Linked DNA regions of Mus musculus: all the other regions are linked to region 3. Evidence: chromatin loops called from intact Hi-C (ENCODE). Cell type or tissue: left cerebral cortex. All regions are shown on one strand. Each heading gives the region's core, and the rest is flanking DNA. Links, peaks and the distances in the headings are about the cores only.

Region 1 (10,948 bases), core at 1,487-9,486, 62 kb before region 3:
CCACAGTGGCTGAGCCAATTTAGCACAATTGTCTGTCTAAAGGATTAATCAGGTTCCTTATGTTAAGCTATGAACACTGACAGGCTTTGCCTAGAGAGATTGTCATGGAAAGGATTCATTGAGGTGCAGTAATTTGGAATGCTCACTGTATTAAATGAGACAAAATCAGGTTTCACTATTCTTTCATTTGATCCTAACACGCTGGTTAAGTGTTGCCATGCTCCGTTCTATGATTGTGAAAATGAGACTCTAAAATGAGAAGTAACCACTTGAAAGCCATTGGCTGATCAGCAAATCAAAAAAAAAATCATCCTAAATTAGTGTTTGTGGCCACTGATTTTGAGGCTCTCACCTATTTCGAAGAGATGTAGTGAGAACTTCTTAGGAGAATACATGTGCAAACCATCTGTAAATGAAATGAAGGCGTGTGTAACACTCATTACACAGGAATACTTGGCTTCCCTTCCTCCCACTGTCCTTCCTGCCTCCAGAAACAGTGGGATTACAGACCTGTGCCATCAGGCTAGGCTTAGAACCAGGGTTTTAAAATGAGCTTGTAAGTCAAAAAACTTTAGGTCTGAAGTTCAACTTTTCCACTTAAAATTTACTGTGTTTGTTTGGGCAAATTACTTAAACTCCCCAAGCTCTAGTTTCCTTGTTTATATAATTAGAATATAATCTGTCTCCAAGAGTTACTTTGAGGGTTAAATAATATATATCAAAGGCAAAGCAAAGAGCTTAGTACATGGTCAATGTAAGACAGATGTTCCCTCACCTCACAATTTCTGTCAATGTTCCTACAGTGTAACAATGACAATATCTAAGAGTTTTCAGACAGTTGAGTTTGTTAAAGATTGTTAGCTTTCTGAGGGTAATATTACCTAAGTTAATAGCCCGAGCTTAAAATTCCAAGATCTGCTTTGCAGGGGTGGCCATGTTGCAGATCAAACCCCAAGACTTGATGCATGCTAATCAAGCACTCTACCACTAAGCTATACCCTACCCATGCCCCTGGAACTTCCTATCCTTTTCACAGGAGGACTAGATTTCTAGAGCCATGGAATTGTGCTGCTGCTGATACTAAAATTATGCATTAGGGTCATATGGAGCTCAATTGAAGCACATATTCCACACCATGGCTATCTTGTCAATTGGCCTTTTACACACTGTGTAGCTTTTCTAATGGTAAAACTGATTTAATTTTTTTCTGCCAATGCCAATTTCCTTTGCCAGAAAGGAAAACCAAATGGCTAATGTTGACATTGGCTAAATTCACATTTCTGAATCAATGCTATGTTAATAATTTCCTCCCACATGTTCTGTTGTCAAATGTGTAGTGGATCTTACCCAGTAGTATTTGCAGACTTTATTACAAGCAGAAGCTAGACATTTTTGTATTGTATGCCAATGGTTAGTTATTTCAAAATTATAGCAATCATTTTGCTGCTAGATTATCCAATATATAAAAGTGCATATATTTTTATATCACAATATATTACATTTTATATTATTATAGCTATATGTAATGCAATTGTTTTCCTTTGTAACCATAAACTTTTTATTATCTTCATTTAGAAGTAGTATTCTGAAACGAGTTTACAAAATGGTTCATCAGACTGCCAAGAGTCTATGCCACAAAAATGGCTACAAATCCCATGTTAGTTCAACATGTCATAAAGAATAAGAGCTTAATTCTTTAATATTGATTATGGAAGTCATTGGAGAGGAAGAGGTTCTCAGAGGAGGATGAAAGTGAGAGTCAAGGAAATCATGGTTTTCTACTAAAGTAATTAGAACTATCGAGCATGGAAGGCAGAGATCATGGCCAGGGAGAAATGGCCTGGAGAAACACCCACAGAGAGCTCCTGTACAATCCCGATTCTTTTCTGCTTCCCTGATTATTTCTATATTGCTATACATTTCCTCTCTCTTTTGCATTCATCTCTCCAGCCATGCTTTACCCTATTGGCTTCCTGCTTAGGTGAACACTCATGAGAACACTTAATTGGGATATTTCAGTTTACAGAGCTCTTAATACTTAGAGACTGTACATATTCAATATATTTCTGTGAACCTGAAGAGATCTCTGTCTTAACTTCCCTTGGCACTGATATAGTCTCTGATGGGGTTTCTAGGTATCACAGCACTTGATACATAGTCTGGCACTAAGATCCCAATGTTTTTCTTCTGCTGTTGGGCTCTGCTTCCTAGTTTGGAAAGGGTATATGCATTCACTCAGAGGTTAAAAATATTGGAAAGGTCATTTCTATTTTCCATAGTAATCCAGAGAAATGGCCTTTTCAGTTTAAAAGATCTCATATAAGACACATTTTTCTACCAGCTTCAGGTTGAACTGTTAAATTTGGAATTACAAATTGCTAAATGGCTTGCTTGAAGAAAATTTCCCTAAGGTTTATTCTTTTTTTAAAAAGTTTATACTTTGAAATGTATTTTGCCATTTGCCTAAAATAGAATTCAAGAGTGATGTCTGTCATCCTTAGTGCATCAGAAGTTATTTTAAATATGGCATCTTTATAAAAGTCAATAGCTGCCTCATCAAAGGGCAATCATGTCCAGTGTGGGTGGCTGTGCCAATTGTTTTTGAACTACTGCAGCAATCCAGCCAATCGCAGGGAATGGCTTGCAGTCTCTCGACACCCACATTTCTTCTTAATTATCTCCACGAGGCTGAGTTAGCTAAGGACAGATCTATAGCATTTCCTGGATGTCCAAATGCCCACACACCTTCTGCAGGCTTTGAGTTACCAGTTCTCTTTCATGTTTCTCCTGGCTAGACCATCTAATTATCTATTAGCATGTACATATAATGCATTATTTATAAGAACAAGACACTTTCAGGATGCAATATCTTTAATTTTAAAAAGAAATGACATAAAACATAGAACATGTATGTCACAAAGAAAAGTGCCCTCAAATTTGACAGTGGGAATTCTACCACATCCTTCCTTTAAAATAAATCTAAACAAATATAAGGTCATTCATTGTTCAATTTAAACTATCATAATCATCATTTTTGAGAAAAAATGGTAAATTCCACATCCAGAGACCTCCTATGTAGGTCCCAAATCTGTTGTCTTTAAGTTTTATTTAAATGTATTTAGAAAGTAAAAAATTAGTGATTTAAAATTCTAAATCATCAAAGGTTAGGATAAGTTAAACTGGATTTCTTGTGAAGAAAGGGGAAATAGTTACAGTGCACACAATTCTCCTATAGTGCTCGGTCATGACCCATGGGTCTCACGCATACCACCAAATGCTCTACCTTTCAACTATCCCTGCTATCTTTCTACTATTTGTTTTGAGACAGAGAACCATTAAATTGCACAAACTGAGTTTAAATTCATTCTGCAGGCTAGGCAGGCCTTGAGCTTGTGATCCTCATACCTCATCCACCTCCAGGTTGTATATTGTACACTAGTCAACCATGACACTGAAATAGACTTTAGAACTTATCCTGAGAACATTGTTTCTGTACTATGTGCATGGAAACAGAAACTGAGTTGACGTTTCAGTTATTGATAATGAGTTGAGGATAAAGCTTGAACTATGTCTTTGAACCCAAGTCACTGTGTTTTCTTGAAGAAAGTACAAATCCAGATGTCTTTAAGGGGTCAGATTTTGTCACCAGCCTATAGGTTCTGGCAAGATAAGGATCATTCAGTCTTGCTCATGGCTGAATCTTCAAATTCTGACATAGTTTGGGACTCATAATTGATTAATATTTAATACATATGGAATAAAATTATGACTGTTAATTTTCTGCAGAAATATGCTGGGAGCAAATGCCATCATAGCTCACTTAAGATAGGCAAACACTATCTACCAAGGTAAACAAGTATCCAGGAATCCAAAACCAGGATGAAATTCCAGAGGGTTGAAAGAGAGCAAGCCAGCATGAACTCATGCATCGGATATGGGCTGGACTAAGTGACCTCTGACAAATGTCTGGCCATTAGATTCTCTGACTCATGAGTAAAAGTAATGTACTTCTTGGCTTTGACCTATCTTCTGTGTTTGTTTTTCAGGGGAATTAGTGACTGTGACTTAGCTAGTGTGTCAGCCACAGGAAGATTCCTGTTTTCTTTGAGCCTCCAACTTTGAGAGAGGGAAAGAAGAATTTAGGAAGGCAAGGTCATGGGCTGATTAAAACTTTCCATTAGTTCTGCCAAATTTGGGGAGTATTTGTAGATCCCTTTTTTAAAAAATTAGATAAATCAAAATAGGAGAAAATGATGCCTAAAATACCCTCAGAGGCCTTAGATAGGTCTGAGGGGCATGGTGGGCACTGAACAAGCACAGTCCTTGAAACTGGAAGAGACAGACTCCGAGCCTTCAGACCGTCCACTGTGGTATGTCTCTGCAGCTTGGCACCGAAATTCCCTGTGTAAGAGGCCATGGTGATCCCCACCCAACATAGCCCATCTGGAAATCAAATGAAGAAACCTGTAATGAGTTGTCAAAATTCTCCATGAAGTGTTCTTACTAGAAAATACAAATAAACTGTGCGCTTGATTATAGAGAACTCCTTACAGGATTCTTTTTACAGTGTTGGAATGGAAGAGAAAAGAGAGGGAGGAAAGATGGGGGTGGGGGGAGTCAGGATTGGCAAAAAACCAAACCAAACCCAAACCAACAAAACCCCCAAAAACCTTACCAACGAGAATGGAGGCAGGATAATTCAGTATTTTGACCCAAGTGTCAAGTTGGGGCAGGGGCGTCACTGCTTATAGAACATGTCTCCTTTTTCTAGAGATACTTGTGAAAGGAACAGCTCTACATTCCCAACTAAAAGATGTAAGGCTTTATGGTCTTGATATTATGCTCAGTCTGAAGTCAGAAGGGGAGAGAACATTTTATTGTTTAAAAATTTAATCTTCTCCACTTAAGGCAACCCCCTCCACTTTCAGAGCACTCAGTAAGTGGTAAACGTTCACTGAATGCTAATGTTTATTTTATTATTAACTACTACACAGTGTTCTTTATAGGGATTACAGTATGTAATTTTAAGAGATTTGCTGCTTGTTAAACTCCCACTAGAAACACACACACACACACACACACACACACAATGCACTGACAGATCAGCAAAGAAAGACACTAGCAAAAGAAAGATAATTTGAGATACTTCTGAGGTAGCAGTTGTAAAATTAAAATAGGCAACTCATTAAATTATCCATAGAGTGAAAAGAAAGCTACAAAAATAGATATTTTTCTGGCAAGTCAGTGCTGTTCAGAACAAATATAGTTTTCAGTCAGCAGAGTTTTTATATCAGATGATATCAGTTCATATTTGTTAGGATCACTTGCATGGTTGGACTAGTTTGCTCTAATTAAAAGCAAAAAATTACGTAGAAGAATTTATTTAGGAAGAAAAATCAACACTTCAATAAGACATCATTTTAACTTACAGACTGTAAACAATACAACCAAATGAATGCTATCTGAGCAATTTGGAACATGGTCCCCAAGATCACAGAACTTTTTAAAAACTAAATAAATAAAACTCCTTTTGTAAGTCATATTTTAGTTTCAACTGCCTCAATTCAATTTTCTGACTTTCAGTGGCTGCTTATCTGTTTTGTGGTCACCCAGGCTCTTGTCTCTTTCTCCCTTTGCTGGTGTTGATACATTGTTTCTTATTAAAGTTTCCCCTAGAGGACAGGCCAGGAAAAGGAAAGACCTAAATTCACCAGCTTTTTCTTATTAAGAATTTAAAGACTTGGTAGGGGAAGTGCAAATGAAAGCAGCGGCTTACACAGGTTGATCCCACTTCTTTTCAAAGCTTCTCTCCAATTTACACTGATAGATAACTGACAATATTTAGCAAGCCAATTAATCGCTTGCTTAAAAAAAAACACAACAACCTTCATTTCCTGCCTTGACTGTACAGATGAGATGATCTTTTTAATTAGCAAGGACTCTGGTTCAATCAAGTACAAATGCTGCATGTAAAAAGGATGGTATACTGATGAGGCCCATTTCTGGAGTGGCAGTTTGCAGAGCCTATTCAGATGTTCTTCTCTGTCCTCCAAAAATTGCTGTGTTGTGGGTCTTAATGTCAAGGATACTGGGAAAGATTCTGGCAAGATGCACATCATATTTTCATCTAATTCAGAACTTATATATTTCACTGAGGGAGATAGACCAAGGTAAAAATCTCACCTACAGTGTTAATATGCAAGACCAGGGGCTACAAAAGTAGGCTAGATTACTATTAAGATTATAAGGTTAAATGTCTCTCTCTCTCCCTCTCTTCCTCCCTTTCCATCTCCTATCATCTTTAATCTTCTGATTCCAAAAAGGGCAGTTGAAATACCTTTGCTTTTGCGTTAAAGAGATCTATGTTAATACATAAAAATAGTGAATATCAGGGGCACCATTCTTAAAGTGACAGTGGAAACCATCTTTCCTTACAAGTCAAGGATGCTTGGGTGTAAGAGGATGACGTGACACTTTTGAGGCTTATTTAAATTGTTAAAAAAAATGGAGGTTAAATAATTAGGCTGGTAAGTATTTTTTCTCCTTGTCGCCCAGACATGATACCTATAATTTCCTCTGTTCAACTGTCAGACAAATTGGCAAGTGGACTAAAAACAATATTCCCTTAACGAAGCGTTCGTCTAAAGCCCTAGCAACTGTATTAGGCAGCCCCAAGTATTCACGAGCAAGGCATGGCGCGGGAGGGAAACTCTGCAATTTAGAATGACAGATGATTATTTTTTTCTCTATCCATTAAGCTTTCTCAAAATGTCATAATATTTACACCTATTCCTTGGTGAATTAGATCCAAAGACAGGCAGACAGAAAGAAAGAAGGAAGGAAAAAAAAATCCCTCCAACTGGTTGCCGCTGGGTTGGGGAAAAGCAGGCGTTGCACCTTTAAATTTTGTCCCTTGGTTCTCTGTCCCCGGCCCCCCTTCTCAGGATTTTGCAATAAATCTCCCAGTTCTGCGTTCAGCCCTGCAGATCCGTATTTAAAACAGCACCATCTGGGAAGGGTGGGTGGCGATGGTGATGCGGGCGCCTTGGAGTTCCTTTGCAGCACGCTTGGAATTGCATCAGACTGATCCGAAATCCCCCCGCCCCCAAGCCCTGCCCCTCCCGCCACGCTTCCCTCCCGGCCCCTCCCCTCCGCTCCTTTCGCGTAGATCTGACTGAGAAAACGCCTGGATCCCGGAACTGTCTGTGCCCCATTCGCTGCAGGCTTGATCCGTAAACCCTGCCCTACGCTCCCTTTGTGTGGCGAACAGCCTATGGGCAGTCATCTGATCCAACTGCCTGTTTTTCATTCTTTCTCCACCCCCCTCACCCCCCCAAATTTCCACAATATCCTAGCATCGTCTATGAATTCATCATTTCCACCTGCGCAGAGTTGGGATGCTTTCGTTCATTAAAATAATCTTGAGTCTTGAGTTTTGGAAATCTTTCCTTTTCCCCCCAATAACGCCCCTCACCCGCATCCCAAGCCTTATCCGGGGAGGGGTCCCAAGGCACCAAGCCTTACTCCGAAAGCTGCGGCAGGGCAAAGCTCCTGGCCTGAACAAAGGGCGGTGGAAGCGGTGGGAATGGGGGGTTGTAAGAGTGTGGAGAGGTCTTCCCCGCCCCCCGCCCGGGGGCACGCAAGTCCCTGAACTCCCGGAAGAGAGGCTGGAGGACAGCGCAGTGGCACGCTCCGGGCGCACCGAGTCCCCTGGGGGCGCAGGCGGGGGCAGGGGAGTTGGAGGAAAAGACTGGGCGGCTCCCAGCCGGAGTCTAGCTTATCTCCAATCCCTCCATCTTCACTCCCTGCTAGGCTACCAGGCCACCCAGGTAGTGGCGGCAGCTCGGCGGGGAGCCCGGGCCCTCCACCCGCGTCAGTGGACACAACCTCGCTTGGCTGGGCGGTCTGCGCGCCCCGCTGATTGGTGGCTCGGTCCTGCCGCCGCACGGAGCTAGGAGTGTTCTTCTCCACCTCCACAAACCACCCAGGCCCCCTCCCCGGGCCGTTCCCGGGCTCTTCGATCTAGAAAGGACCTTCCACTCCGGAGCGGAGCACCCCCCTCCTCCCTGAGTTACCCCGCCTGACTCGGACCTGGGCTCAATGAAGCATCCGGCCCGGCAGGGAGTGGAGCGCAGTCTCAGCGGCCCCCCTTCCCTTGAGAAGCAGGAGCCCTCCAAGCCAGCACCCGGAACTCTCGGGGAGGGATGATAGAAAGGGGTAAAAAAAAAAAATCACCCAAACATAAAGAACTATCCATCGAGGATCGTGAGGGCGATGGAGAGGTAGAGAGAAAATGAGGGAGGGATGGAAGCAGGAGGAGGGGGCGGGGTGGAAAAGGGGGGCGGGAAGGAGGTAGGGAGGGGGGAAAGAGAGGGAGGCAGGGATACCGAGAGAATGAATCCTCCTCACTAGAGGAGCTGAAATTACCTTGATTCATTTTTGTGGGTATTTAGCTAACCTCCGTCCCTCTCCCAGCTTCCACCTCCTCTTTCCCCACTGCACATTCCCTCCATCCTCTTGTTCTAAATGGTACAAAGTCAAATCTTAGGAAATCGAATGTTGTGTAAAAAGCTTCATAATTAGTAATGAATCTACTGTACACGCACACACACCACACACAAGCAAAAAGAACGGAAAAGAGGGAGGGAAAGGGGGAATGAGAGAAATCTTACATTTGAATCAGATATTTGCAGTTCCAAGTTAACTAAACTCATTATATCCGCAGGAAGATTGAGCTTCCTCCACCTCGATTTGCCCCAGGTTCTCACCTAGGTCAATTTAAACTAGCCAAATACCAAGAAACAACCATTTCTCATGCTCTCTCTCCACTTCCTCCTCTCCACTACGCGTCCTTTCCGGAAGATCGAGTATCAAAATAGCTCAAGAATTGGGGATGCAGGGTCCCCGCCCCGGTGCTTACCTTCTTTGCGGCTTACACCACCCCGGTGGCTAGATCCTGGTGATAAACACTTGCATTTCCCAAAGTTAACCCAGTATACCAACCCGGAGCTTGCCAAGAGTCTATTCCAGCCTACACCGCTAGGAAGCCAACTTCAGCGAGCTCAATGAGGGGACCAAACTGGGGCTCGCTCTCCAAACGCTCCGCTCCAAAATCTGACTCTCTCTCCAGCCCCGATCTCGGTGTGAGCCGAACCTCGGAAAAGACGCTTTTTAAGGGCGACACCGGGTTGGCTTGACAGCGAGGAAAAGAATACCTGGATGAAGTACTACCACCTCGGACAAATCCGCTGGCTCTGTCCAAGGTGCTGAATGGACTCTGCTCTCCGGGATCACACACCCGGCGCAGGAGGAGGAAAAGGTTAAAAAAATATTCTCTAATTAAGTGGTACTTGATATTGCTCTAGACGGTTTCTTCCACTTCCTTACGTTTTGTCACGTGTGGATGGCTTTGCCAAAGCCATCCTGTTAATAGTTGATCACATGTTGATGAGACCCTTTCCACGTATGCGAGCATTACCCATTTCATTATAGATAGACACTTCTGACTTATTCCTCTCGCCCCCAACTCCACCACTATCCTCACCTAAACTCTTAGTCTCTAACCCACTCTTACCCTCTCCACCCCAGCCCCAAACTAATAACATTATTGTTTTTAGATTGAAATTAACCCCCTTGCGGATGTCAATTATATGCCCACATATAAATCATACAATATGCTCACACACCATACAGTAAAGCAAAGGATGGAATACAAGACGGTTGTCAGACAAGCATCAGCTTTGAACAGCCAGTATAACAACCCCCTCCAGTTCCAAGTTTGTTCCACGCAGTTCCCCACTGCTGTGTTAAATCTCAAATGATTCCAATTAAACTTGCAGTGGGTAAACCCGATTCCCCTGGCCTGAATAGCTGCTGTTCTTTGGCGTGTGAAGTGCTAGGAAGAGCCATGATATGCCTGTTGTTAGGCAACATGTCAAGATTTTTCAATTATAATGCACGGTTTATTGCTACTCACCATTGTGGCTTTGCTGTCCTGGAGACTCAGTGTCTTAAAATCTTGTCTCCCCAACAGATGCAGGAAGGTAATGTGTCTTGTTTGAAGTCATCATGTGAGAAGTTCGGCTTTGCTCAGTGGATCGCCCACCACTTGGTGTGACTTATGAATCTAATAACCCTTCGCAATATCCGCAAAGCTTCAACTCTCATCCACCTTGGCGACTACAGAAGACAAAGCAACTGGCATCGATGTTGAAAAACCTATAGATTTACGCAAACGCCCTCATTCTGAGAGACACGTTTCCCTTTGAGTTCTTACGTGATTCTAATGAATGAGCGAGGTTACCAATGACTGTCCAATTGCCCTGCTATATAGCGGGCGTTTCCTGAAGCAGCTTTCTCAACGCCTGTCACTGAGCCCTAGCACAAAAAGTTCCCAGAGAAAGTGAGGGAGTTTCAGAGTACCCCCATAAAAATAATCCAATTTGCACGCCGATCCTTTGCCCACTGCTCAGGTCACACCTGGGGCTCTGGCAAAGATGAGCTCGGCTCAGGAGATTTCCCTGTCGCCAGGTAAGAAACCCTTCGCCTTGTCAAGCTAGGGCGGGAAGACCGCTGGGGAACTTGTTGCTTTTCTGCACCAGCCGGCTACTGCTTTAATAAGAATACCAGAAAAGCGCAGCGGGGAGGGGGCGAGGGGAGGGGGCCAGGGCAGCCTCTCTGAGCCAGTTACGTGACCAACTCACTGTGACTCCCTTGGTAAAAAGGAAACTTCTTAGAAAAGTTCGTGCCCCTCCCCCACCATGACTAAGGGTCTCCAGCGGACGTGGTCGTGAGTGATGATCAAATGGGAGGGGGGGGGGGGGCTGGGTGATGGAGCGGGAGTGACTTGTTCTAGGGAACAACTGCGTGAATCGAAGAGCGCATCAGCCCCACAACTTTCCCTTTTCCTCTTAGGGACTGATGACTAGGCGAGAGGCACCCGGGCGAG
Region 2 (10,948 bases), core at 1,103-9,102, 830 kb after region 3:
GAGTTACTTAGCTCTCAGGGAGTTGTGGGGTTGGAGCAGAGAAAGCACAGAACATTCTACAAATTGCTATTACTTCAGACTCCACAATAAGATATGCCAACCTCGTCTAACTTCCCTGATGAGGAATAGAGATTCTAGAGCACTCGGAAATAAAGAATCCCAATTTTAAATGTAGCCTTAGTCATCACGTCTAATTCTATACCCAGAATGAAAAAATGACCACATCCTAAAGAGATGGCCTCTGAATTGTAAATCTTGTGGCAAGGAACTATTTCTTACAGATTAAGAGTTATCTGCACAATATCTCCTTTAGAGGCATATAAAAATTTTAAAACTGAAAATGACAAGCATAGGTTATTTTAGGCTCATAATCTTTATGTAAATTTTCTTTTTCTCTATGTGTAAATTTGCGTATGTGTGGATGTAGTATATACGTTTATGCACATATCCATGCACGCACAAGCATGTGGAGGCCAGAGATGAATGCCATGTTTTGGTGTCTTTCTTTATTATTTTCCCTTTTGTTTTTGAGACAGAGACTCTAAGAGAACTTGGATCACAGTAGCATGACTAGTGTATCTAACAATAAGCTCCAGGTATCTTTCCTTGCAACACTCTCTAGACACACTGGGGTTACAGATACATAGCACCACTTTCAGCTTATATTAAATATATTTAATACATATATAATACAGCGTGCATATTATATCATGTTTATGCCATCCTTTAGAGATGTCAGATTTTGATTTCTGTGAATATGAGTTCCAGACCAAACTATTCTTTTGAACCCTATTCCCCTTGTCTACCCATTTTAAGCTTTTGAGAAACTCACAAGTTAACTTTCCATAATTTGTTTTGCAGCATAATGTTTAGGCTGTGTCCTGGAAACATGAAAGTGGTCCTTTCCAGTCCTTTAAATATTTTACTTGTTATGGGTCACCAGAAGCTGCTAAATTTCAATAGCTTGTGGGTTTCTCAGATACTTCAGTTTCATGGCCCATTTTCCTAATTTATCTTAAAGTATTGCTTGAAATCTAAAACAAAACAAAACAAACAAGGAAACCTGTATACATGTACACATCTGACTGAAGAAAGCATGCTTATCAACGAAAGGGCGTGGCAACTTGCTTGAATGTCAAGTCCTCACTGACACATTTTGCATTTCATAAAGGACAATATATTAATGTATGATATAATATATTAATATATTCCCATTAATACAATATGTAAATAATATAATTGAAGATGTCACCATGTGAAATCCTTCTTGGAAGCTTCTACAAGAAAGTCCATGTTAGGATCTTTGCTTCCGAGGACCCTAGAAAATATCAGGGGCCCAGACTCCCTTCATATTGACAGAGAATTTTCCCCACTAAGGCTCTTTGCTGTCATCACCTTATACTAATATATTTCCTCCCAGGATAGAATGGAATATTCCAACAAAACTAAAATTAGTTTTGTATGTTACTCAAAGCATGTGTCTATGGGTCTGTATTTCAGATGGTATGAAACACCCATAAACTATTCTTCAAGCCCCCGAATGTAGTTTTGTTTGTTTGTTTTCTGGCGCCAAGTGCTTTGACTCACTTTCTTAGTGACATCAGAAAAGAAATTTTCTCCTTTGTTTTGACTTCTTGGAACATTGTTTTGCTAGGCTGTCCTTCATGAGAACATTATGTGGGTGAAGTCTACTTCAACGACCAATGAAAATAAAATGAACAGTGTAAGTACTTGAGAATGTTCATTTCGATTTATTTTAGATTTTTTTCACCATGATTACATTTCTGAGATATATTTATCCCAAGAAATGTAATTGTTAAATGACATAGTTAAAGATTCTATCAAGTGAAATCATTTTATGAAAGGTTCTACAAGAAACTTCAGGTCAGGGTCTTTACTCCTGAGTACCCTAGAAATTATCACAGGCCTAGATTCAGGGAGTGGACATTTGGTTACAAACTTGATAAACTGTGGGGCAGTTCTTCTTTCCTTTGCCATACATCTTCCACTAAAGTGGCCAGAGTATCTATCTTGCTCAGTTGTATCTTTTTTTCACCAATGGGACGTTAGCAGATGCAATAAAAGTAAAGACTTTACAGTTCCTTTCCTGAAATGCTTGGCCTGTATACTTTGATTATCTATTGAAAAAAGCATTTCTCCCCGAGAGTCCTTTGTTCTACAACAACTGATAATGGAGCCACATAGCTTTTAGTGCTCTACAGATCTATTAGTGAGAACACAACCTTTGTTAAGTATATATTACATCTATAGTAACTAGGATGTAGTGGTTATTAACCAGCTTCATTATAGCAACAGCTCCATTGATATAAGTAAATTTTGCTGTTTTAATACTGGCTGCTCTCACAATATCATCCTTATTACTCTACCTAGACAGTTGTCTATTTTGTTTTATATTGTGTTTCCTCCAAAAAACAGTAAAATGCAGTTTTAACCTCTGGTTTCCTGAATGAAATTGAAAAAACAACACAAATGAAAAGATTAGAACATTATATCATACAATTACAAGAGTGCTACTTTGATATGATTAATGTCTTTGTAAGAAAACAGGAACTTAGAAACATGGAAAGCTTATGACACATGTTGACAAAGGCAGAGGACAGTGTGATGCAGCTATAAGTCAAGGAATGCTGTCAGCACTGCTGATCACAGATGGAGGCTGGGACGAGAAAAGAAGGGTGCCTATCCAGGACCCTGAGAGGACAATATCCAGGAGGACTAGAGAGTACATTTCTATTGTTTTATTATACCTGATTGGTGATAATTTTGTCCTAGTAGCCTTGGGGAACAAATGTAGTTTTTCTGATGACTCTGGATGAGAAATTCCTTCTCTCATCACTAAATACTTTACTGTATCATGCTTCATCCCTCACTGACCAGTTATTATAGTCACTTTGTATCTTCTACTAGTCTGTACATTCATGAGACTTTGTAGAACTGTATCAGAAATCACAGCACATTGTAGCTGCCTGGGTGAATAGGTTCTTATGTGATTCTACTTGACAGAGCAGCACATACCAGTTGAGATGCTATGGAATAAAGATTTTAAATTTACTGTTATATGATTTAAAATTTACTGTTATATGATTTCATATAAGTTCTCCAGCCTTTGAGAAATTCAGCATCATTATCTAATAAGATAAGCTCAAACCTATCCAATATATTAAGATTATATTAGTTAGAGGATCTTGACAAATTTCATGGTCAAATGACAATAGTACATTCATTGTTTTATAATTGCAAATATGAACTTCATTGTACTTTGATATCCCATTAGAAAGTGGGCACTGAATTCATGTATTATATATCAGGTGTGGTACTCATTGGTCATGAAACTTACAAATGTGACTGTATGTCATCTTAGCGGGTTACCAAGGCTTGTGCTATGGAGAATGACTATATACAGGAGTTGTTCCTTCAAAGTTAATGACAGCATATTAAGTCAACAGATGAAAGCATGTCAGTACATGAAGAGCCCAGGGAAAGCTGGGAATATTTTTTTTTTCAGGTCAAGGGATAAAAGCCTAAAGTCCATATTTTCAGTTCTAGGAAGTGACAGAGAGTAAGGAGACTATGATAAGTGAAGTGGTCTCAAGTCATCACATCGTGTGACACTTGAAAGCCAGGGAGATGACAGATCTCTCAGGGTTTGCCGTGCATGGTCAAGAATTTAAACTTTTATTTAACCACTGGAAAACAGTTGAAGGATTTTGTTTAAAGGGCAACTTGAAATTTCAATACCAATTCCTTTAGCTTTTATTATAGAGTAATGAATAGTGAGGTCGAAGGGATAACAGGAAGGAAGCTGTTAGAAAGGAGACTATGACAATGATATGGCTGAAAGCAGGTGATAAGTAAGGACCAGGGTAACAATGATCACAGTTTCTGTAGCTTGAGCCAGTGCAAATGATCGCAAAATATAACGTACAACTCTTTCTACTTCTGGGGGTTGGGGCTCAGGTTATGTGTCTTATAAATATGGATATGGTGGCTCTTTTTTATTTTAGCATTTTTATATTTTAAATTAAAACATAATTACATCAATTCCCTTTCCCCCCTCCAACCTATCCTATGTAGCCCAGTTGCTCTTTCTGTAATGCATGGCCTCCCTTAGAACAACTCTCCTCTGATGCTCCTGTCCTTCATTCACCTTCCCCTTTCCCAGCTAAAGGAGACACTGCTCTGAACTCCTAACAGCAGTTAGGTTATTGAGTAGCTAGTGTTGCAGTCCTCCTATGCCTTTCCTACCTTGGTAGAAAGTGTAAATCAGAGTGAAGCTATCCTTCTTAAAATAATTTCGTGTCAGATATTTTGTCACAGGAAAAAGAAACCTAATATATTTGTCACTTCTTTTCTTGATGGTAGTCACTCTGATTGTCATAAGATAGAATATTATTTAAAGCAGCTTAATGTTTTAATTTGCGTTTGGCTTTAAAAATAATTCATGCACACATATTATGCCCATTTGTTTATCTTGCTACTATCGTTCAGAGTCTAAAAGTCATATCATACATATATAGTGATATACCCCACAAGTGAGAAACATTTATTTCATGGCTTCAAATAATAGCTTGTCAGACCCGATCTAGCATGAATGGCACTTCAGAAGAAGGTAACTCCCATCCTTGACATTTTTTCCCCCAAATGAAGGGACAGGCATTTCCATGGTCTGCTTCCATTCTGAAACTTATACAAGTAGACTATTTTAGTCTTATGTTCTTCCTGTTGTGTAACCTCAGCTGGAGAATTCTCTCTCCACTTCTTCATGTTCATAAGCATTGTACAACAAACTGCCCAAGATAAGGTATTCTTTTAGAACTTGTGAAAGAGGTTAGCCTCATAGACATTGGTACTCTTTATAACAGACAAGAAGACTGAGTTTTTCTTTGTGATTGCAATTTTTCTCATTTTTCTTTTTTAAAATAAAGCCCTGTAAATGACCTTGGCTAACTTGGAGTCAGTTTCTATGATGGTGCTGAGGGATTTTCTCTTGTATCTTTGGTCTCCTGTGACCTTGTTGCCCCTCATCTCAGGCCTTCAGTTTCTCTTTTCTGACTGAGTGGCTGAGCTGGTTCTTGTCACTGCATTTTTTTTTTTTTTGTCAGTTGTCTGAGAGATTTCACCTTCTGCTCTCTAACAAATTTCCTAGAATTTCAACTTCAACAAAAACTTTCTTCTTAAGAAAAGCATCACGTTACAATTAATTTTTATCTTATTGCTGAAATGGATGGAGACTCTTCTAAACAGATTCTTATGTAGCTCATCTTGTCAGAGTTACATTATTTCTCTAAAGCAAGGCATTCTTGATTCTCTAGCAACTACACATCACACAGTACACCTCCTGTAACATACAATGCAAAGCCTCATTTCACCCTGAACTCTATTGTCTAATACCTCACATCTCCTATTTTCCCAAAGTCACACTATTAAATGTGTGACTCTACTTCTCTGCTGCTAATTTTTCAAGCTATTTTACTGCATCACAGGTTTTTTTTTAATTATTTTTTTTTGAATCTGGCTCATATTGCACAGAACACAAGATACAAACAGAGAGAATATATCATTTTCTAGGGAGCAAGAAAATAACAGTGTATTAGTTGATATTTTTAGTCACTTTCAACTGTTGGGCCAGATTGTGGAGAATGGGAAAATGACAGATATCATATTTCTGTTCCAAAAAGGACAATAAAGCCTGTAAGTAGTTCTCCTTCAGTTAGTGTATAAAGCAGGTGTGGGGAGAAAATGAGAAACAACCTTGTGGGCTCCAGTGAGGAAACACTTCAAAAAATATCATTTGATTAAGAGACAGCCCGCATGATTCAATGAGGAGGCGGAGGTATTGCCTTGGAAAAGCGTCAGCTCAAGAAATACTAAATGCCTGTAGAAGTGTCGTGGGTACGGGGGCTAAAAACAGCTTGTGGAATGGCAAACTTTCTGAAAAACATGGCAACAGCAAGTGTCCATAAATGGCAACTTCACTTTCTGAAGATGAGTGGGAAACCACAGCGGATAATTTTTAGATGGCTTGTGTTTTATGTCAGTGGAGTGAAGTGATGCCTTTGGAGATATTAAGGAGGAAGAAAAGGTGTTAGTGACGAAGGAACACTCATGAAAATAGACCAGCACCAGGACACAGTAACCTGATGAGGACCATTCAATGACTCAGTGAAGAGTTCTGCTAATACCTGGAAAACACTACCGTTAGGCAATTAGCTAGAACAGACCCTCTTTCCTGTGAGGTGCAATGGTGAGAAACAGTGTTCTCCTTATCAGCAGGCCTTGTGACACATCATTCATTACCTGCAGGTGACAGAACAACTGTGCTAACTAGGTATCTGAAAATGAGAGGATCCGAGACAATTATATTTTCTTATTATTTTTAAGTTGTTCATATTATTCCATGATTATGCAAAGATCCTTTGTTGCCTTGAGGATATACTATGTGGCAGACTTCTTTGGGCTAATGGAGATTCCTTTATTAATTCAGTAGATTTCCATTGATGTCATCTATGATGACATAGATGATTGAAATAGGGATGCCTACAAGTCCTTGTAACCTTTGACAAATAATAAAGATGGCTGAATGGGGTTGAGCAGTCTGCAGAGTGAGGCAAAAAGTAAAAATGTCCTGGAAGTTCATCCTGGTTTTTTTTTTTTGTTTGTTTTGTTTTTTTTTTTAAATTGGATAATTTATTTATTTACATCTCAAATGCTATCTATCCCCTTTCCTGTTTTGCCTCCTTCCTGGAAAAAAAAATTGGATTTTGTGCTTCTTTCCCATTCTTTTGTCACTTCATGCACTGGATTTCCCAGGAGAGTCTTGACTCCTTGTTCACTTGGAAAATTCTTATACTTTGTGCCCCTGTCCTTTGTATTATAAAAATCTATACTCAGAATATATATATATGTGTGTGTGTGTATGTGTGTGTGTGTGTGTGTGTGTGTTTGTGTGTATGTGTGTGTATATACATATATATCATGTGTGTGTGTGCTAGTAGAATAATACACGGAAATTTACTCTATACAAGACAGTGAAAGACATTCACACTTATGCAGCACACTTAACCACAGTGAATATGACCCTTTGTAAAATATTGCTACCAGCATTCTCAATGGATACCAACTGCTATATGTAACATAGTCTATAAAGCATTGGGTGAGATTTGGGTCCCAAAATGCATAAACCATTAAGCCCACAATGCAAGGCAATATTAATTCTATATCATTTCACATGAGGCTAGAATATAGAATACAGTATTGAGTAAGGCAGATGCTCTAAGCCAAAAGCTCAAAATCAAATTTCAATTCAAAAGCAAAAGATCTTACATCTGATAAAAGTCATCTGAGTCATGCCTTTACAGAATAGGTCATGTTCAACTTGAGTTTCCTGGTTGGATATTTGATTAAGTGAAAAGTAGACAATGTGTAAAGATGAAAATAAAAATTGTAGGTTCAAAGGTGGTATCAACAGTACTTCAGGATATAGCTGGAAATAGCTGATGTTCAGTTGGGACAACATGGTAGGTTTTCAAATATTGTTAGTAAAGTCCTCTTTTAAATTCATCAAATGATAGATTATGCTAAGCTCAAAAGTATAATGTAACAGCCAAGTTTCTCTACTTAAAATATGTATATTACCATAATGAGGACTCTACACACTTCAGACACAGGATATAGAGAAACCAAGTTGGAACTCATCTGGAAGCCTCCTCCTTCAAGACTGGCTCTCATTGTATATGAAGGTGGTATATAAGCTGACAAGACACAGGAGCAACTGGTATTCCTACCCAGCTGTAAAGTGTGTGAAACACAGTAACTCCAAGGCTGGCTATATATCTCCAAAACTACAGTAGTAGCACTTTTTCCTCTTGGAGTAGCCAAAAGCTATCTAATTAGGTAGAAGGCCCACTCAGTGGGAAAAAGTCATTCTTGGAACTGTAAAATGAACCAACTGCCCAAGGCTGGGAAGGTCATAGACCCTAGAGGACAAGCTACCACAGTCATTTTCTTAAACTAATATAATTTTAAGTGTCTTCTTAATAGTTGTAAAAACAGATAGTGTAGCTTATATCACCTCTTGTCAGACAAGCTTCCTTTTGCAACAGATGGAGATTGTACTGAGATCCATAATTCATCAAAATGCAGAGAATAAGTATCCCTGGGCATTCTCAACTCCATTTGCTTCATATGCTATATCACCCTTAAACCTAAGACTTAGGGAACATCTAGAAAAAGGGGACAGAAATACTGTATGAGCCAGAGGACTTGGATGCTTCCCATTAGGTAGTGTCACCAAGACATATCAGGGGAAATGCCCATAAACTCCTAGCAGTATGGTTGCCTGAACAAGATTCATAAAAGAACACTACTAGTTAACATGCTAATGAGGATAGGAAACATTTCATAAAGTCCTACACTTAGATGGTCAGTGGGTAATGATGGTCCATGTGCTGAGAGAGGAATTTTTTCGAAACTCCTGCATAGGGTATTCAATATCAAGTGGCAGTCAGCCCTGTATGTATGTATATATGAATAACAGCAAAGGCACTAAGCAATCTACACACAGGTGTGTGTATGTCTTTGTGTGTGTGGTGTGTGTGTGTGTGTGTGTGTGTGTGTGTGCGAGAGAGAGAGAGAGAGAGAGAGAGAGAGAGAGAGAGAGAGAGAGAGAGAGAGAGAGAGAGAGAGAGACGGGGCGGGGGGAGGCATGAATTTAAGAGGAAAGGCCATACTTTCTGTTTCTTCCAGATTTTAGTGTCTTCAAAATTCTTGGTGTAGCTTGGTTTATGGAAACAAGACTTTAAGCTCTGTCTGCACTTTTCCTTAGTCTTCTTGTGCCTTTCAATACTCAAACATCTAAGTTTCAATTTCCCTCATTGGGAAACCATTCACATGGAATTTAAGACATTCTCTAATCCCGACGTTAACAGATAAGATTTAATATCTAAATTAGGTAATAGTAATGGGTCAAGAAATTAGAACTCAGGATATCTTTTGGGGAGACATGGTTTTAACCTACAATACAATGGTCTGGTACCTGAGATTCTGCAGTCCCCTTGGCAAAAATGCCTTCCTTCCTTTCCTGAAGTAATCACTTAAGAAACCTCAGTTGAGCCTTAGACTGTCCCCCCAGAGCACTGAAAAATCACAGACTCGTGCTATGTTCTCAAACAGCCTAGTCAGTGGAATCACCTAAGGTGCTCCATCCAACAGAGACCATGAGCCCCACCTGATCTGATTCAGACTCCAGGATTCCGTGCTGCTACCAAGTTTTGTGATTGATTGGTTAGGTTCTTTCTGTACACTGAGCCTGAAGTATGGGTTGCTTTGGAAACTAGATTCAATGCGTCAGGTAGAACAGGTTGAACAGTGACTATTAGAAATCCTCAGTCATCCTTTTCCTCTTGGCGGTCATATCGCGCGTATTCAGATTTCCCACAGCGCAGGTGCCTGGGACAAATCCCAAAAGCAGTTTCTAGGCTCTCCACGTCAACGAGCAATCCAATCTGTCGCCTCTGTGTTCTAAGAGCCTAGCCTAGGGCTCAACGAGAGAGAGTCTCAATCTACGGGAAGGCTTTGCGGCACAGAGGTTAGGGAAACCTTCATCTAAAGGCTAAGCTGTGTGGGGATGAGGCCAAGTGTGCCCTGCAGGTGAGATGGCTGCAAGCCTCCTTCTGACAGCTGAGGAAGAAATGGCTGCTGCAGCAGCTTCCTTGAGATTCCTCATTAGGGTTGCCTCCACCTTGAGCACACGTGTGGGAGCAAGTGAGGGAAGTTAGCATAGGCGAGCTGCTGGCCTAATGGGCGGATGGGCCGCAGGGGAGGGAAGGCATGCTGTTGGTGACTCAGAGTCAGCAAGAGTCAGCAGGAAGTTGGATTTAAGAGGTACTGCCGGGTACTTTTCCATCCTCCCTCCTCCTTTCCTCTCTCCCCACCAAGATCCCGTGGTCCAGGATGCCAAAATGCACAGGCCAAACACAGCTTGCTTTCTAGAGCTGCACAAACCGTTCTGGCTGGTTTGAGCTGGCCAAAATAAAACCACTGAAGCATCTGTCAGAGCTCAGTGAATAATGTACAGGGCTGCTTTTGCAGGTGGTTGTTTTAACTGATGGCATGGACCACGTGTTTTCTGACCAACAACCACCTACTATTTTGCACACCTCTGACAGCACTGGGTTCCTGTCATGACAAGTAAAACAAAACAAAACAAAATAACAAAATGTATGATAAATGATCAGTTTAAAAATATATGACACATGCCATTGGAAACTTGTAGCATATTTTGGAAGCAGTATCCCATTTTATAGATGAGGAAACAAAGGCTCTTTTCCTGTACTGTTGGTAGACTGTAGAACTCTATCTTCCATGTTATTGTGTCTCTCTGGTAAGCCATGAAGTGATTGATAGCTAGGCCAGGCTCCTTCCCACCAGTCTCCCCATGAGAGACTAAATATTGCTGTGCATCCATCCCTCTGCACTCGGTCAGCTCCGATTAGTTTCTATTTGTTTGGTCTCGTGTTTTACACTCATTTACAGTGGCTTCTGCTTTCTCTTCCTAGTTTATCATATCATTAAACAAGCAGGCAAAGTAAGTCTGCAATCAAACACTTGCAATTCTATTGCTGTCCTAACCATGATAAACTGTTTCATTTTCCTATTCATTTTCTTATTCAGGTGAGGGTGATAATAATTAATCAAAAGATAGCTATGAGTGGCCTATAAACTCTGAAATGTTTCTGACATAGGTAGTGTATATGTATGTAACTCCGATGTAACTCTTTCTTGAAGGTTTTTTTCCTTAGCTAATTTCTGGTCTGTTTGACACTCAGTGAAACTTTGTGTACTTACACACTTGTTCTTTGATTGTTCCATTGCTGTCAACTTTGTATATGAACAGAATATTTAAAGTGTGTCTAGGAATTCCTCACTG
Region 3 (10,948 bases), core at 2,046-10,045:
GGAAATTATGTTTCTCTCATCGGAAAAAGGGACAGAGAGACTTCTCCAAGTTTAACAGAACAGGTCTGAGATCTAGGAAACAATATAACAGCCCTGCTAGAAGGATGTTGATGTGTTTTCTAGGTATCATCAACAGATATTAGCACTTAGGGTCTTTCTTTTCTCCTCATGAGTGTTTATTACTTATCTAATGGGGTAAGTTCCCATTTGTCAGTCAGAATTCCTGCCAAGAAATATGCCTGGGGATCTTCAGAGAAAAATGCCTTCTCCATGGTCCTCCCAGGAAGAACTATTCCCTACATCTCAGGTTTTATTCCTCTGTGAAGAGGGCATAGTGTCCACTGTCGGCGAGACGACTGGCCATTAGCAGTGCTGCTGACTGATGGCAGGTGACCCATTGCTACAAGTCAGTAGAGGTATTTTGCCAAAACAAACGAAGGAAAAAAAATCCACAAAAGGAATGAGAGGTAGGGTGTTTAACATGTTGGCTACTAAAGTCTTATTATCCACTAGAGCCTTGGAAATCTGCCACCTACCCACTTGGCCACCATTGGACCAGAAATGATGAACATAAGTCATTGTGGGTTTTTTGGGTTTTTCAAAAATAGAAGAAAAAAAATGTGGCTAGAATGTGGCCTGTCTGGGTTTCCAGATCTATCTATTTATACGAAGAGATAAAAGCCCCAGGCCACGCCATTGTAAGTGCCACTACAGGGGTCCCGAATCTCAAGGCTATCAGTCCCTAGAGAGCAGCAGAATATAGTTTTGCTTAGCTTTATCATTTTTATGATTATAAATATAGTAGATTTTTATTCTGAAAGGAAAAGAAACTTTTTAGAGATAAATGTCCTTGCTAATCTGACTGCAATAACCACATAGAAGCCATTTGTTTCATATTCTGACACCTTTTTTTCTCTCTACCTGCATATAAATATAGATCTAAGCATGCTTTTGCTACAAATAATTATTTTTACTTAAGTAGACTAATGCAAAAATGTAGCCCTGGAGTTTCTTTTCCTGTAACCATGTCTCCTTGACATTTCTCCATCAGCACCTATGAGTCCTCCTCTTTAAGATCTCAGTTTTCTATTGTGTGGGTGCACTTTAGGCTATGGATTTAGGAAGCATGGAAAGCAGTTAATGGTCATATTTATCCCCATGCTCATTTTTTATTGCATTCCACACCTCTGGCTTCACTGAGCAAAGGAGATTCTCAGATTAAAGGTCAGAAGTGGTTTCTCTCCAGTAGCTGGTTGCTTTAAAATTAGCCTATCTCAGGTATTTACTGTAACACACCATTGCATGATTATTTAGCCTCAACTTAAAGAACTCACCTCCCACCATTAAGTTAAATAACACAGACTTCCAGAAACCTGAGAAGGGTCTCAGTGCTGGATAGCTTTAGAGAAAAATCAGAAAACCGGCTGTGAGCCCTTTTGTAATTTCTGTACTGCCTTTCGATTTTTTTTGGCTTTGTTTGGTTTCCATGGAAATTGTGTGTGTGTGTGTGTGTGTGTGTGTGTGTGTGTGTGTGTGTGTGTGTGTGTGTGAGATGCATGAGTGTGTACCTGAGGGGAAAAAAAGGGCAAGGCAAGCATAAACTCCCGAGAGCAAGTGCTATCCATCCAAACTCCAAGGAGGTTAGGTAGAATTTTAGGGTCACCAGGCATTTGCAGAAGTGACCCTAATGAATTAAGATAGAACACGAGACAAAGTTTGGATGTTATTTTCCTGCCTTCCAGGATTCTGGCAAATTTATTCCATTATCATTACAATGAAGGCTTGGGCCTCACTGATTAATTAAATGTCTCTAAGGCCCCCTGAGACACACATAGTGACTTCTACATAAGACGCCTTCAAATATTTCAGAACATACTGGAAAAAAAAAACCCACTCTGAAGATCTTCTATGTTGTTTAGGTTACACATAGTGGAAAAGAGCTTTAATTTAACGTGCATGCAGTTTGCCAGGGACTGTGGGGTAAGGTAGGAGTCTGAGATGCATTCCAGGCTTCTTGTTACAGCTTTCAAACACTGTTGTCTGCGGTGCGAGAAATGATGTTTCGAAGGGCACCCTGTCTTGAAGAAGCTTTTATTCTTTGAGTGCTAATTTAAGCACAGCGTGGTTTCCTTAGTATCAATACAGATTTAGTGTGTACTCCACGCTACTCGAGACACAGATGTGGATCTGCAAAAGCCACCTTGTTCTCTGTCGCAGAATGCTCAGTGTAGAAGGAGCTGTGCGCCTTACAGCTTGGCTTTCCCTTAGGGACAGAGATGGTTTTGGAGTGACCAAAGAGGTCACTATGTCCTTCACAATAATAAATAGAATTGTTTGCACTAAATTGTTTTAAAATTGCGGTTTTGTTTTATTCTTTGACACTTTTATACATGTCATCTTACAGTATCCCACCCCCCACTGCACCCCTTCACCCAATGTCTTCCTACTCCTGTCTTTTTAATTTTTTTGCAACCTGATAAGTTTAGTTAGGATGATGCTCGTGAGCATGACTGTCAGATTGTTTGCTGAAATGCACCAGTGTCTACACCAATGGGGGAAAAATGTCTCCCTCATCTTCAGAAACTGCCAGTAGCTCCTTGGGATAAATTGCTTTTTAATGTACAAAGCTTCGTCAGTTCTTGATTTCATGTGCTCTTCTTTAGAACCACCTGGGATTTGGGTATGAGTTATGCCTCTTAGGAAAAAAATGATTTCAGAAAAGGTAGGGCAGGTACCCTGAAGTTTAGTAACATGGACTGTGGGGTCAGGCAGAGCTAGGTTTAAATCCAAATTTCACCCTTAATTCCTCAAGACTATGGTCATGTTATAGAATTTCCCTGCCCCACAGCTCTTTTACTTTAAAGGGAAGATGTTCATCTTTACAATATAGGAATTATCATGGCATTGAGTGAAAGAAGGCTTGGTAAATGTGGAATCTGCATAATATGTGCAAGCACACAAACACAATAGTTTACAAAACAGAACTACAGTTTGAGGCTCTGAGGGGAGGCACCTTTCCTTTTTCTCTTCTTTTCAATCATCATACACAGTGTGTCCCATGCTTATATCTTGGGGAAATTAATTTGTTTTCCATTGAAACAGTCCAGACTCACTGCAAGTTGCATGTCTAGATTACTATAGGTGAGAATATTAAAGATGCTGACAGGTTTTGAACACCTACTGAGTGTTACATACCTTTACAAAGTTATGATCTCCTTATGCCCATTAAAAACCATTGCATGTATATGTGTGGGTGTTTCCTTAATGCATGTATACACACATGTGTGTAAAAGTATACTTGCCTGTGTGTGTTTGCATGTGGAAGCCATGGGTTGGCTTTAGATTTAGTTCCTTATCACTTTCTTTTTCTTTCTTGAGACAGGTTCTCTCAGAGAACCTAGAACTTCCTGTTAAGCTAGAGTTTCTGCCTAGTTAGTCCTGGTATCTTCCTGCCTCTGCATCCCCAGTGTGGGATAATAGACACAATCAATCAGGCCGATCTTTTTAAAGTCAGTGCTTGGGATCCGAACTTAGATCCTGATGCTTGCATACCAAGCACTTTACCGTCGTCCTGCCTCTCACCTGTATGTTTTTGCTCATTGCTAAGAAAAGGAACAGGAGACTCAGAGAGTAGATAATTTGCCCAAGTTCATGCATATTATATGAAGTAGGGTGCAAGAACCTCTGCTGTCCAACACCACAGCCATCTTTGCTATTGCTTCAAATAAAGGCCACATGAAAGGCCCAAGAGATAAATTTGGGCTGAGAAGGTGTGGGCTGTATTTGGTTTGGCTGCCTGCTTGAGACTCCTTCTTCAGTCTGACTCCCCAGACTATTTTGGGGCTACCATGTCATTTCAGCCCCACTCAAAGAGCCTTGCAGAATGTGCAAGGGAAAAAAAAGAAACCCAGGAAAATCTATTATTGGCACTAGCCCTTGATTCGCTATTATGACGTCCATTCTGCAAAGTGCTTATACCCTTATAAGGTTCCCAGCATCAATTTAACTGTGTTATCTCCCAGTAGATGATACAAAATGCAATCTCAGTAGCAGAAGGAAGAGAGAGGTGGGAGAGATTTTTGGCTAGGGAATGAGAGAGAATTTAAAAGGGCCTACTATGCTGAGTCACTCGGGCAAAGCAGCTTACGACCGACCACATTCAGACCTGAGCCAAGACACAGCAGCAAGTTGGGTATCGGTTAGGGCTGTGGAGATGCTCCTCATTGGGAACATAAGATATTGCAGCCAAAAAGAAAAAAAAAACTGAAGGGAAAAATGCCAACATCCTGAACATTTTAAGTTCATCAGTTATATTTTTATACAGTTAAATCAAGTACAAAAACAGAAAAAAAGAAAGTCATGTTTCCACCAGTTTTCCTTGTGCCTCCCCCAACAAAGGCTCACCAGCCGGATGCCTTAGCTCTTGTCGTCCTCATGAAAATCTACTGAGTGTTGTTCATAGACTGGGCTCTGGGATCAGAGCATCACATGCCCTATGATTCCTTGCAAAGACCAAGAGTTGAGTGCATTCGTCATTTCCATTTTTGAAGGGAGGAAACTCATGCTTAGTGGTGCTGGGTTGTTTCTCAGCTAGTGACAATGAATCACACATTTCCTGACCCCAGAAACTGATTCATTAACTGATAGGCACTACTCTTGTGAAATACATACATACATACATACATACATATCAAATATGTGGGATAGAATATCTTTCAGTTTGCAGATACCCAAATCTCACTTATTATCCAAATAGCTTGCTGAACTTAAAAGCAAACCAGTGTAACAGAATGAAGCAAAGCAAAGCAAGCGAGCAAACAAACAAGCAATTTGTACACATTCCTCCTTTGGAAAGTTCAAGCTGGACTTTGGAAATTTAAATCCATTGAGATGCCTCCTCCTCACTTCAGATTTGATCTCATTTTTCCTACATATTCAAAAGTAGCATCTTAGTCTATGGCATTGCTGGTGCACTAGAGCTGATTCTGGCTCTCCTCCTCCTATTCTTGTGCCTATTAGCTGATTAACGAGCCATGTAATTATAGCAGTAAACTAGGCAATAGGCTTTGGTTTATGGGCTGGGGACAGTGGAGTCTTGGATATTAGTGAGGGCCAGACTCATCAGGAAAGTATCTTAGGAGGTGGTAGAACCACGTTCCGCAGGAGTCATCCAGCATGCCAGACGCAGTTCTCAGCAAGTAGGATTTGAACAGTTGGGGAATCACGAATCAAATCCAGGATATTTTCAGAAAGTGCGAGAATTGCTAAAAGTGTACATGAGAATGAGATTGCTGTGTCAGGACATGAAAATATTCCAGTGGGAAGAGTCCACTATCTAAAGATGAGCAAGTGCTAGATGAATTCCAAGGGAAAATGAATCAGATTAACACAGCATTTAAACAGATTCCCTGAAGTGAGCAGTGGACATTTTCCATGGTATCCAGAGTGTGACGTTCCTTTCCCCATCTGTGGAAATGAAGGAGGCTGGTTAGAGAGCTGTTCTCCTACACTCTGGAAGCTGGTGCGTAGACAAGCTGTGTGCATGATGAGGTCCTCCTCCGAGGTGGTACACCTGATCAGATGACTTTTAGAATTTAAATGGGTGAAGAAAGGGGACCATTTAAAGATCAGCAGGTGACTGAGGGGGGTTAGGGCACACCATTCATTCATTCATTCATTCATCCATTGGTTCATTCCTTCATTTGTTCCTTGTTTGTTTGTTTATGTTGTGGACATGTACACTTGGGTTTTCAGGCTCTTCCTTTGTCTCCCCGTGTCCACGAGGTTCCCCTTTGTTCCCACTGAATCTTCACAAGCTGCAGTAGAGTCACCTGCTCAGTTCCTGCTCAGATTTTTTTTCCTTCCCTGCTTCATTCATCCTAATCCAGTTTCTAGGTTTTGCAGTCAACCCTGTGCCTTCCATCACCAAAGCCTACTTCTTCCACGTTGTAAAGTCTCCACAGCATTGTTTGTCCTGCTTCAGCTTTTTTTTTTCCAAATAAGAGGGCACTTACAGTGGCTTGCAATTTAGTTTTCACTTTTCAAATATAGAGAAAGAGGAACTCCTGGGAAGAGCATGTGAGCCCAGGGCCACACTTGGACACTGAGTTGTATGATTTTTCATGAATTTTACTAACTTCTACTTTTAACTAGGCTGATATTGAAAATGATACGATGGCTACTTATCCCTCCAGAAGGGGACTCATGGTGAAAGATCATGCCATACCTTAATTAGAAATTATTATCATTATTATAACTTTAGCCCCTAGAAATTCCCATGAATTTTAATTCACTTTAAATTAATTTATTGTATTTCAAAGGTATAAAATTTATAATGGAAATGAAAGTCCCACATACTAAAGGGTATCTGAGCCAACATGTGAAAATACTGGGTAATTTTCAAGCAAATTTGTTTTCAACTGCATTTTTGATACCAGTTCTGTCAAGTCCTCATTTGTTGGCCCTGATGGAGTATTTCAGCTGAGTTATGGCCACCTTGTAGGATCACTGGGCTAAAGGCATCTCTTCTCAGAAAGACAAGTCAATATCGACTCAGAAGGGTTGGGCATTTCCCCTAAAACACATCTGAGAATGGAAAGAAAAATTATGTCTTTTAATCGGAACCTCCTGAGAACTGACCTTCCCTAACAACAAAGCCACTGCATTCCCCAGCCATGCCAGCTCCAGCCACCACCCTGATTGAATGGCCAAGGACTAAGAGGCAGAGAAGTTTGATTTCTTTCTTTGATGCTGAGAGGGAAGAAGAGCTTTCTGGGGCACACAGTTCTGTTGCTTGGAAATGATTCTGCTAGGCTATTGCAATGGTGGCCATTGTCACTGGGAGTCCAAAGCACTCATACTAAACTCTCCTGGGGAAGATAGGGGATATTGGCTTTTTCCTCTTTGTCTAGAACAGGAAGCAATTGGGTTTCCTGAGGATCTTGTTTATAGCTCATCCCTTCCTTCTCTTTCTTCCCATGGCTTTTTCCATGTTATTCTTGCAGCAGCTCTTCTGAGTACATTCTGTGAGCCTAAAATACATTTTTATCTGTGTTTGTACCTGTTTTTACTCCCTTCTCCTGATTCCCTGCATGATATCTCAGAAGAAAAGATGTCATTCTCTCTAGGGCTGACCTCTAGAGAGAGGTCTGGACCCATCTTTCCAACACATTCTATCTTTATCTCTTTTTCTTTCTCCATTTCCCAATTCTTCAACATCTCTGCTTATTTTGACTCTATATCTATGAGCTGCCAGCAAACCATAAATTTCCCTTTCCTTTAAAAAAGAATTACTTAAAAAAATCACATGTTCCCTTTTAGATATCATTTTTTCTGTCTTTTATAGTCAAGCAACTGGAAAGAATTATGTCAACTTCGCTTAATTCATCTTGTAACATTTCCATCTTACTCCTGCTTCTAATCTTCCACTGAAACTTCTCTTCCTCAGTCCGTAACTCACCATTCAATGGATCCTGTCACTCATAACTGACTTGGAGTCTTAATCACTTGTCTCTGAAGAATCTTCTCTCCTCCTTAAAGGTTTCTCCCCACCCCACTTGGTTGGTCCTCCACACATCTCTCAGTTTCTTCTTTTATGATATTCCTTTTCAATAGGGTGCAACTTTTGTGTTTTCTTCTTAGCTTCATGTTAATGTTGTCCAAATGTGACAGTAATCAGCAGTCCATCCCACCAAGTCCTTAGCTCATTGTCACAGCTTGTATATAAAATGTACTATTTTATAGGTGAAGATACTAAACCACAGAATGTTAACATGCTCAACCCTCACAAAGCTATTATGGGCCAAAGCCCAAAGTTCACCCCATTCTCTTTCCCACTGTCAGAGTCCAAATATTACAAATTGATTCTTTTATAGAAACGTCATCTTCTGGTTGCATACTTCACCTTGGCTGGTCATAATCACCCTGTGCTAGAGAACCTAAACATGCTCTCTTCTCCTCAGGCTAAAGAGCTTTAGAAAGAATAACTATAGTAGCCACATAATGGGGTCTTCAAACCTCTCACCAACCTTCAGACGAATTCTAGCTAGATTTTATTCTTCTTGGACTGGAATATTCCTGTGGCACCTAATACTATCCACATCTGTGATCTGACCAGGGACAAAAGACACAATTATGTTCCAGAAATACTAAATTATAATCTTTGCCAATTATTGGTCACTGAACAGGTCAAACTCCAAAGCATGTCTTTTAAAAATGCTTGTTTCTGTTAAGTAAACATTTTAATTAAGCTTTTGAGAATTTCATACAATGTACTTTGATTATGTACACCCCTAACTCCTCTCCTTAACTCCTCCCAGATCCACTTGGAACACCCTACATTCCCCAAATTTGTACCATCTTTTGTTTTTAATTAATACTCATAAGCTCCAATTTCATATATTTCTGTTCATATACTTCTGGGTATGGGTATCATCCACTGGAGTGTGTGTGACCTACCAGAAACAACACACTCAAAGAAAACCAAACTTCTCACAAGCCACTAACTGTTCATAGCTCTTCACAAAGCTCTTTCCCCTTTAGGCTGGAATGCCGCCTTACTTGATCTGTGCAGGGCTTGTGTAGGCAACCGTAGTTGCTATGAGTTCATGCGAGCAGCGTTCCTGCCATGTTCAGAAGCCACAGTTTTGCTCTGGTCCTTCCAAACCTCTAGCTCTTTGAAATATTTCTGCTACCTCTTCTGTGATGATTCCTGAGCAAGGGAAGGTGTGAGATCCAGATGCCTCACTTGTGGCTGAGCACTCCACAGACACCGTTTCTCTGCACTTGGACCAGTTGAGAGTTCCCTCTGCCCACCACACAAGCACATTTCTCTGATAAAGCCAGAGAGCTGCACTGAACCCATTGCAGGACTGGTCTCCATGCTAGGTCTTTCCTGCACACGGGGCTTTTCATATCTTCTCCTGAAGTCTCATGAAGACAAAGAAAGTGACTGTGCATCTTTCAGGAATGAGAGGTATAGACTGTGCATTCTTCAGGAATGAGAGGTATAGACCATGCAGCAGCTGCCTGCTATCTCGGAAATTCCTCATCACTCTGAGCTTTAAAAATGGCAGTAGATTTTTCTTTCTACTCAGTAAAGCTCTCTGTTTGGCTTAATATAAAAATAGGTTGTAAGTGATTTGCCATTGAGTAAAACAGAAACACTGGGAACATGCCCTGTGTTTATGCCATGGCCTCCCATACTCCTAAGTATACTGCCAAATACTCCTTGGAATTTGCCAGCCTAATCTGAAAAGTGTAGCCATATATTATCTCTACTACTTACAACATCCAGGCAAGGGAAGCATATTTTGGCACAGTCCTTCAAAAAATAGGCACAGAAACTACTTGCCCAAATTTTCAAAGAATAACTTGAATCAAAACCTTCCCAGACATTTCCCAGTAAATTCTGGACTACCTTCTAAGATGATGTGAGGGAGTGTGTGTCTGAGACTCCAATGTCAATCTTCTGCAGAGCAGAGGATTTCGTTTCTGAACCTTTCTGAGCCAGCTTCATTCACGAATGCAAACAGTTTCTGTTAACTCAGCTCAAGCTCATGTGTGGCACGACTAGCGACTTTGCTGCCTGGAAGCATCTTCCAGGACCTGGTACAGGAAGGACTTCCTGCCATGAGAAAAATCAATGTTTGAATCCTCAAGCTAAACTCTCTCCCTGCTGGCCTCTCATGGCAATGTTCAGAGTCCGATCTGAATTTGGTGAGCAAAGCTGGTTCTTTATTTTTATGATGCGTACTATTATCTCTATATTGCAATGAGTTCCCTATACGTCATCGTTTATGACAGAGCTACTAGGTAATACTGTTACTGAAATACAATGAAAGATGTGTGTGTGTTCAAGTTTAAATTACTTTTTTGTAGCTAGATGGCATTAAGATGAACCATTCATCCTTTTCAGTACAACCAGTGAACGTGTGTTTAGGGTGGATCTGAGCCTAGAGGATGTCAGAGGATGGGAGGTTATAGAAATCCAGCCTCTGAGTGCTTGTCTATATTTTATTTGAAGAACCACAGAGAGAAATGTTGCTGTCCCTGAAAGTCTGCATGGTGTTTTTGGTCCACTGTAGATCTTCAAGTCTTTAGTGCCTTTCTGGAGGCTGCCCCTGAAGTTTCACTTTCCCATTTCTGAGTCCTTCCCTTAGGGTCAGCACAGTTCTGAATACCTATCAGCGTGCTATGATCACTGCTCCCATCCTGCCAGCAAAGGCAGAGCTAGTGGAATGGAGAACATAATCTCTGGGCAGAAGTAAGTAATGGCAAGCAAGGAAAAAACAAAAGGAAAAACAAACAAACAATAACAACAAAACCAGATGAAGCAGGGAGAGGAGGAGAGCCCACACTGCCTGCTTGGTTATTAGCTAAAACAGGCAAAGACAGCTGGTTTCAAAGTAACCACAAAGATAAAAATAGGACTTGATTTTCCTGCTTTTACCCTGAACTCCAGAAAAGTGAAAGTGCTTGGGAGCAAGGATCAAGTCCATTTGTTGATATGGAGAAAATTGTATAGAAACATTTTCTGTCTCTATAGAGAATGCTTAGATACAAAGAAAATAGGCTTGTTGGCATCTTGGGCAATGCACTTTTTATAACCATGGGCACAGCCATGGAAGCTCCCCCCTAACAACCAAGGAAATCCTGGAACGGAATCATCCTTGATGCTGGTTGTTAACTGTTCTCATAGGTCAGACACTAGAACACATGCAGGACAACACTGTAGGCTTGCCCTTTCTGCTGCTTTCATTGGTGGCAGCACGAAGCCCAGGGAGGAGCCCCTTGACTCTCTGTACCCCTTGGCAATGCACTGGCAACCCAGCTATACTGGGTTACCTTGGTGACTGGCCATGACCTAAGGCTTTCTACACTTTCACTGGTCTGATTGTGTTCCCTGCTGACTGAGAGTTCTAAAGAGTGAACTCAGGGAAAGGGCTTC

Evidence for each region. A loop is a pair of places that touch in the nucleus more often than their neighbours do. Peaks named below come from ENCODE experiments on the same cell type or tissue, not always from the same donor. Only the 100,000 strongest peaks of a DNase experiment are listed, where the experiment ranks them.
Region 1: a loop joins it to region 3, with 8 times the contacts of the local background. A loop is called at or near these places in 4 of 42 quality-filtered maps.
Region 2: a loop joins it to region 3, with 23 times the contacts of the local background. A loop is called at or near these places in 2 of 42 quality-filtered maps.

The regions. Positions count from the first base shown.
Region 1 is chr2:109,674,368-109,685,315 of GRCm38, reverse strand. It overlaps a transcript of Bdnf not described here. Among named protein-coding and RNA genes, the nearest start is that of Bdnf, 14 kb to the left of the region's middle. In left cerebral cortex, for the core only: CTCF peaks have their summits at 5,679, 6,975 and 9,039; DNase peaks (open chromatin) are centred at 7,031, 7,961, 8,421 and 9,000; H3K4me3 peaks cover 3,092 bases; H3K27ac peaks cover 2,854 bases.
Region 2 is chr2:108,784,337-108,795,284 of GRCm38, reverse strand. No RefSeq gene overlaps it. Among named protein-coding and RNA genes, the nearest start is that of Gm39905, 91 kb to the left of the region's middle. In left cerebral cortex, for the core only: no CTCF peak of the experiment used is centred there; DNase peaks (open chromatin) are centred at 5,921 and 7,768.
Region 3 is chr2:109,612,972-109,623,919 of GRCm38, reverse strand. No RefSeq gene overlaps it. Among named protein-coding and RNA genes, the nearest start is that of Bdnf, 75 kb to the left of the region's middle. In left cerebral cortex, for the core only: no CTCF peak of the experiment used is centred there; DNase peaks (open chromatin) are centred at 4,003, 5,333, 9,278 and 9,472; H3K27ac peaks cover 1,549 bases.